Linked DNA regions of Homo sapiens: region 2 is linked to region 1. The links are chromatin contacts, found by Hi-C in ENCODE. All regions are on one chromosome and are shown on one strand. The core of a region is the stretch at or near the end of the contact, and the rest is flanking DNA. Distances in the headings are between cores, read along the strand shown. Region 1 holds the start of TRNT1 (tRNA nucleotidyl transferase 1). Region 2 overlaps LOC107986009 (a long non-coding RNA gene).

What was found. Hi-C counts contacts between places; a loop is a spot of excess contacts on that map. Pooled maps may share reads with other maps.
Region 2: a loop to region 1 is called in a map of psoas muscle, with 8 times the contacts of the local background. The contact joins the enhancer-like site here to the promoter of TRNT1 in region 1. A Hi-C loop is called at or near these places in 1 of 168 maps with a recorded cell type or tissue (psoas muscle) and 2 of 50 pooled maps.

The regions. Positions count from the first base shown.
Region 1 is chr3:3,124,615-3,128,189 of GRCh38, reverse strand. It overlaps TRNT1 (tRNA nucleotidyl transferase 1), which reads right to left and starts at 1,250. Exons shown (of 8, transcript NM_182916.3): 1 at 1,200-1,250. LOC124909339 (a long non-coding RNA gene) reads left to right here and starts at 1,359. Exons shown (of 2, transcript XR_007095786.1): 1 at 1,359-1,630. RefSeq lists enhancers at 687-766, 189-919 and a silencer at 1,127-1,546.
Region 2 is chr3:8,591,542-8,595,116 of GRCh38, reverse strand. All of the region lies in intron 4 of LOC107986009 (a long non-coding RNA gene), which reads left to right. Among named protein-coding and RNA genes, the nearest start is that of LINC00312, 22 kb to the right of the region's middle. Within about 2 kb of position 1,924, at least 6 of the 41 ENCODE cell types and tissues checked have a DNase peak (open chromatin) inside an H3K27ac peak, as active enhancers do; they include psoas muscle, where a contact is called at or near this core.

The DNA.
Region 1 (3,575 bases), core at 1-2,500:
TTTAGCAGGAGAGAATATAAGGGTAATCACCCCAGCACCTGGACCCATTTAGATTAAGTAAATTTACTCAGGCTCCAGAGGAAGGTCTTCAGGACTCAGATCTTATGGGTAAGAAGTTAATCACTTGTATCTTTAGATCAATGCACACTTACACATAAACATACAACTTACAAGGTATATAAGCTCTGGAAAGCTCTGTAATTCTGAGTCGGTCTGGGATATTTTCCACGCCTTCGCCCCGTACCTGGTTACAGAAATAAACTCCTTTCTTTCCTAGTTTATCTGCATCTCATTATTGGGCAGCGAGAATAAGCAGCCCAACCCTCGGTTTGGTGGTTTGGTCGGGGAGCATTACCACGACACTCGCATGCCACATGGTACTGTGATGACACTCTCCCCAGAGCAGGGCTTCAGGCAGTATGAGAGGGATGCGGGGTTCTAGAAACTCTAACCGAGTTTCTGGTCTCCAAAACTTGTCATGGTCACAGGTGGGTATCACCCTACTTCCCCACCTGCACTCGAGGATTCACGACCCTGGGATAGCTCCTAGACATTGTATTTTCCCATGAATTTAGTTTTGCTGCCCCCATTTTCCTGATTCTTTTCCTGCCATCTTGCAATCTCCTCTGATTTCTGGCACACCGCGGCCTTCCCTTCTACATATCACATCCTCGTTCTCCCCATACGGGGGTCCTGCCCATAAGGAGGCCGCAGCAGCTCTCGAGTGACCCCGGTGTAAACCTGCAGAGAAAAACCATTCCATTCCACGGAAGCGGGTGGAGGAGCCGCGCTTCCCGGCAGGCCACGTGGGGCGGAAAGACCCACTCAGTTTCCTCGCACCTCCGCCTCGACTTAGGAAAACGCTCTGGGGAACCCCAGCCCTGAAAAGGCGCGTCTCACCCCCCACGCCGGGTGCTGGCGACAAGGCCCAGTGAAAAAGCGTCTCGGGGCCGTCCGCGCGGAGGGGAAAGTGCTGAGGGAAGCCAAGGAATCCGCGCCTGCGGTCGCCGGAAACGTGGCGGGGACACGACCTCCGCGTCGGGGCTATTTTGCCCACTGCTGAGGAGGCCTCTCGCCACGTCCCGCTCCCGTCTTCCTCGAGGACCGGGCGCGGTGGCGCCTCTGGCCCACAGCAGGAAGGAAGGGGCAGCAACTCACGCCACCAACTCTGCCCCTCTGAGCGGCGCGCGCCCGCTTACCGGCCCCGCTGTTGCCGCAGCCGCCACCGCCGCCACGCGCACTTCCGGGCTGGTGAACGCGGTGACGTCACCAACGCACATGGGTTGGCGGCGAATGGGAAGTCGCGGCGGGGCGAGGGCGAGTGCGGGGGCGGGGCCCGGACCGAAGGGCTTCCGCCTCCCGTCGCTCCTCCCCACCGTGAGGCGAACCTCAGCCGGTTTCCCAGCCCCGCCGAGGCCCGCTGGGGCGAAGCGGAGCCCCGGGGGGCCCTGAGGAAACCGGCGCGGGTTCGTTTAATTACGCCCTTCTCGCCAGACCTCTGGCTGGCCCTGAGCTGCTCAGAAGCCCATCTGCGCGGCATGCCCGTGCGATCTGAGACAACTGGCAGCTGTCTTCCTTTGCAAAACGAGACTGTTAATAAAACCTACCCCAGGGTAGGACGGACTGTTCGGTAAATGTTAACTTATCCGTGTTTGACTATTCTCTCCTCTAATCTCTGCATAGGGTTAAGTCCACAGTTGACAGAGTCACGCGCATTCGAAATCTAAGCCCGCCGGTCCTATGAACTTACTGGGCATATTTTATTTTCTTACCTGGTTTGTGTAACCATTGGCCTCCTTGGCCCGGAGGCTTCCCATCTGTAACGTGGAGAACTTAGATTTGATCCAGTTCATTAATTCTTTCTAGAGCGGAAAAGAGCAAAGAGAGTGGCAAAGGAGTGGGAATACAGCCGTTGAGCCCTTAAAGTGCGAAAATGTGTAGTTTTTGTTTTGTTTTGTTTTTGAGACGGAGTTTCGCTCTTGTCGCCCAGGCTGGAGTGCGGTGGCGCGATCTGGGCTCGCTGCAACCTCCGCCTTCCGGTTTCAAGCGATGCTCCTGCCTCGGCCTCCCGAGTAGCTGGGATTACAGGTGTCTGCCACCACGCCCGGCTAATTTTTAGTAGAGACGGGGTTTTGCCGTGTTGGCCAACTGGTCTCGAACTCCTGACCTCGTGTTCCCCAGGCCTCGGCCCCCAAAAGTGCCGGGATTACTTTTGCCGGGATTCGGCCACTGCGCCCGGCCGAAAATGTGTAGTCTTTTAAGTGTAACTTTACATCACTTAGCTTTCCCTAAAATTTTCCTAGAAAAATGCTTGTGCATGTTATTTCTGTTCTTTTGCCCTCCCCACATGCCTACCTGTTCTTCCCAAACTTTTCAGCCCCACTCTCTGTAGACTTCCTAAAACGTAAAAAGTAAGATGTGCAATTACCACACCTCTTCAAGGTGTTGAATATCCTGTTTTTGGAAGCACAGGACTGGCTTTCCAAATGGACATTCAGAGGCACAGCATTGATATCATCCGGTGCAAGGATTTTCTGTCTCTCTCTCTCTTTGGGGCAAGGAAAGCCCCAAATCATCCTTTCAGGCTTGTCTGCTATTTCTCACCACCATGACCCTAGACAAACTGGACCAAAGCCTCCATTGCTGTACCCACCTAGAATAGATTCTCCAAATCACCACCTATGAAGGCAACGCTAATACAACTATTATGATGACTTACTTCGTGCCAGTTACTGTGCTGGGCACCCTCAACAATTTCTGGCCTTGTAAATATATAGTTTATATATGCAGGTGTATATACAGTTGTCCTTCCGTATCCATGGGGTATTGGTTCCAGAACATCACCCCAGCCAGTGTTCAAGTTCTTTACATAAAATGGCATAATATTTACATATAGACTATACACATTCTGTAGTACAAATCATTTCTAGATTACTTATAATACCTGATATAAATGCTGTGTAAACAGTTGTTATGCTATATCGCTTCTTTGTGTTTTTTAATTGCTATTTAATTTTTTTTTTTTTTTTTGAGATGGAGTTTCACTCTGGCGCCCAGGCTGGAGTGCAGTGGCACGATCTCAGCTCACTGCAACCTCTGCTTTCCAGGTTCAAGCGATTCTCCTGCCTCATCCTCCCAAGTAGCTGGGATTACAGGCACCCGCCTCCACGCCCGGCTAATTTTTGTATTTTTAGTAGAGACGGGGTTTCACCATGTTGGCCAGGCTGGTCTTGAACTGCTGACCTCAGGTGACCCACCCACCTAGGCCTCCCGAAGTGCTGGGATTACAGACGTGCGCCATGGTGCCCCAGCCTTATTTAATATTTTGACCTGTGGCTGGTTGAATCCACTGATGGAGAACCCATGGCCATGGAAGGTCAACTGGAGAGAGAGAGAGAGAGAGAGAGAGGAGAAAGAGAGAGAGTAAGAGAATTCCTCCTGTACTGGCCAAGACAATAAAACAAAAATAGGGGTATTACTACAGATCATGTAGATATATATGAGGAGGTATTATAAACAATTTTATGCCAATTAATTTGACAATGTAGATGCAACGCACCAATTCTATAAAAAAG
Region 2 (3,575 bases), core at 675-3,174, 5.5 Mb before region 1:
CCATTGAAAAGTTTTTTTGCTCTGAGCATGGTCTCTGTGTTCACCATTGCCCTGTGTATTAGTCTGTTCTCACACTGCTGATAAAGACATATCCAAGACTGGGTAATTTATAAAGAAAAAGAAGTTTAATGGACTCACAGTTCCACCTGGCTGGGGAGGCCTCACAATCATGGTGGAAGGCAGAAGACACGTCTTACATGGTGGCAGACAAGAGAGATTGAGAGCCAAGCAAAAGGGAAGGCCCTTATAAAACCATCAAATCTCACGAGACTTATTCACTACCACGAGAACAGTATGGGGGAAACAAGCCCCATGATTCAATTATCTCCCACCCGGTCCCTCCCACAACAAGTGGGAATTATAGGTGCTACAATTCAAGATGAGATTTGGATGGGGACACAGCCAAACCATATTACTCCGGGTGCCGGGTGCAGAGACGACTGAGACACTGGCTTGTCCTCCATGTCACAGACCAGCGGGAGAGACACATGGCAATCACTAGCCTCCATGCCTGTGGTAAGGGGCAGGCTGGAGGGGCACACAGGGTGCTGTGGGAGCATGGAGTTGCTGGGTTGTCCCAAGACCTGCTGCTCTGCCCCATGGCCTTCAAAAACCATTGAGCTATCCCTGGAATGACCACACTTTGGTATCCAAATGTCAACTTCCCAGACTGACTTTTATACCTGAAGGAGAATAACGTTCGTCTGTTGGACCCTGGGCTTGCTCTTTGGTTTAGAAAATGTGTTCCCCTGAAGAGATGACTTTAAAGTCAGTCCAGCTCATTTTGGGATTCAAGGTGTGTGGAATTTGGAGATGATGCCTGATGGGCACCAAGTGACCATAGGTCAGTGTGATAGGTAGATTTAACCAGGCCATCTGAGGGCTGGGAGCTCTCAGTACCATCTGGAGAGACCCTAGACTCTAACATCAGATAGTCTGGGGTTTGCACAGTGGTCCTTCCTGTCACTGGCTGTGTGGCCTTGAGCTTCTTAGCCTCTCGGGGCCTTAGTTTTTCTCATCTGTGAAATAGGAGTAGTATTTTGCAGAATCACTGTGAGGATTAACGGACTGAACGCAGTACCCAGTACACAGTAGACTGTTGCATTTGTTACTTCACTGCCCTGCCTCTAACAGTACTATGAGCTCTTTTGAAAAAGCTGTGACTCTTTTAAAAAGGAAAAAATGCTGGAGAATGTGAATAATTTAGGTTCCATATGGTGCTTGAATTATGCTTTCAAAATGATTCCCAATTTGTGTTTCTCAAGCAGGTGACATTTTGTAAGTTTGCTTTTCTTTGCTGTTAGGTTTTGTTAGGAAGTCTTTGTAGAGAGGAAAATGCAGCTGCATTTCAAAAGTAAAAGCCTCCAGGCCTTGCCTTTGGGACAGCTGGGGCCCATAGACCAGAGGCCCAGCAGTGTTTCCTGACAAGCAGCGACAGGTGGGCCGAGGCCTGCCTTGCTCTGTGCAGTGAGTTGTGGCATGAAGCAGGGAGCTCCCGGGGTACCGAGCTGGAAGTGCTTTTGAGTGGCTAGCACCAGAGGAGGGAACAGTGCCATGCAGCAACACACAGGATGGACACGTGGCTTTGCCACTCACCTCTGGGCTACTGGCCGGGGTTCAGGCTGGAGGAGGCTCAGGGTGGGGAATATTCCTTCTGCGCCTCTGACCTTCACCTCCCATTCCCCATTTTCAATGCCAAGACCTGAGTTCCGTGTTCTCCATCCCAGCCACTGTCCCCCCTTCTCCTCTGGCAGGACTCAGGCCAGCCTTAGATGCCAGCTCACCACAGGTCAACCTGATCCTTGTCTGATGATCATTTCTCTCCTGGATTGGTCTCCTTTACTCCCCTTCCTCCTGAATCCCAACTTTGTGCCATTTCACTAGGATTTCCCAACTGTGAATTCCTGCGATATGGCCAGCTCATGCCATTCCACACCAAGTTAAGTCAGCAGATTTTATACTATTTATAGAATGACATGGAAATTCAGACCTGGCACCATGTCTGCTGGCCTGGTGGCCACAGTAGAATCTCTTTTCTCTTTCTTCTTTATTCCCTAAAGTCTTAAAGATAACTATTTTCACAAGCAATATATGCAAATATATTCTCACTGGAAAGAATTTGAAAAATAGAGAAATATGGCTGGGTGCAGTGGCTCATGCCTGTAATGCCAGCACCTTGGGAGGCTGAGCTAGGAGGATTGCTTGAGCTCGGGAGTTTGAGATCAGCCTGGGCAACATGGGGAGACCCCATCTCAACAAAAAATACAAAAATTAGCTGGGTGTGGTGGTGTGCACCTGTGGTCCCAGCTACTTGGGAGACTGAGGTGGGAGAATTGCTTGGGACCAGGAAGTCAAGGTTGCAGTGAGCTGTGATCACACCACTGCACTCCGGCCTGGGTGACAGGTGAGTCCCTGTCTTTAAATAAATAAATAAATAAATAAATAAAGGAAGAATACGTAGAGTAAATTATTTAAGTTCCATTTCAATCAATTCTGAATGTTAACTGTTTTATTCCAGTCTTTTTTCTCTGTATTTGTATACACTTTGTATTGTTTGTGTAAATACAAGTGCAGCTGTATATGTGTGCATCCAGTAAAGAGTTTAACCTTGCCTACAAGAAGGTCTGGTTTTGCCCTCAACTCCTAGGAGGTGATCTTTGTTTGTCTAGGGCCCCAAGCTTGCCAGATAGTAACGTGATTTCAGGTGGGGCTGACCACACCAGCAAGACCAACAGTGTGATTGAGGGTGGGGGCTTTGGATCATGCAGTATCAGTTGACTCGGAGACTAGATCAACCATGTGGGCAATCAATCCACCAATCAATCAATTACACCTATGTAATGAAACCTCAATAAATACTGTGAATACCAAGGCTCAGACAACCTTCCCTGTTAAGCAGTGCTCTGTGTATATTGTCACATATGGGTACCAGGAGACTAACATGTCCATGACTCCCTGGGAAGAGGACAATGACAGCCCTGCCTTTGGCACTTCTCCTACACTCTGTTCTATCAGCTTATTCTCTTGGCTGATTTTAATCTGTATTCTTTCACTGTAATATAAACTGAACTGCAAGTATAATCGCTTTTAGTGAGTTTTTTTAAGAAAATTATTGAAGCTGAGGGTTTTGGGAATCCCTCTGAGTATACAATTGGCGTGAGAAATGAAGATGGTCTTGGGGACAGTGCTCTCTAACTTTATGGTTGCCTAAACTAATTGCAGTGTGTGGTTTTACCTATGTATACATGTGCGTATTTAAATTACCTAATAGTGAATTCCATTCATGGTCCTGGGATTTGAATTTCATCTTTCATACGGTTGGAGACCTTCTTTATGCCTGTTGTGCCTCAGTTTCCTCACAAAATGGGGTTAGTAACAGGAGCTTCAACTATAGGATTGTTATGAGGAGTAAAGGAACAAATGTTTGTAAAGCTGTTAGGTTGGTGCCTGTTAGCACTTAGGGTTACAAAACAGATGATAATGATTTTCATACCAGACCATGGAAATCTACCTTGTTGCTTTTAATAACTGAATGGATATCATTTCTATTAGTTACCTCTGGGTTTCCCACAAAG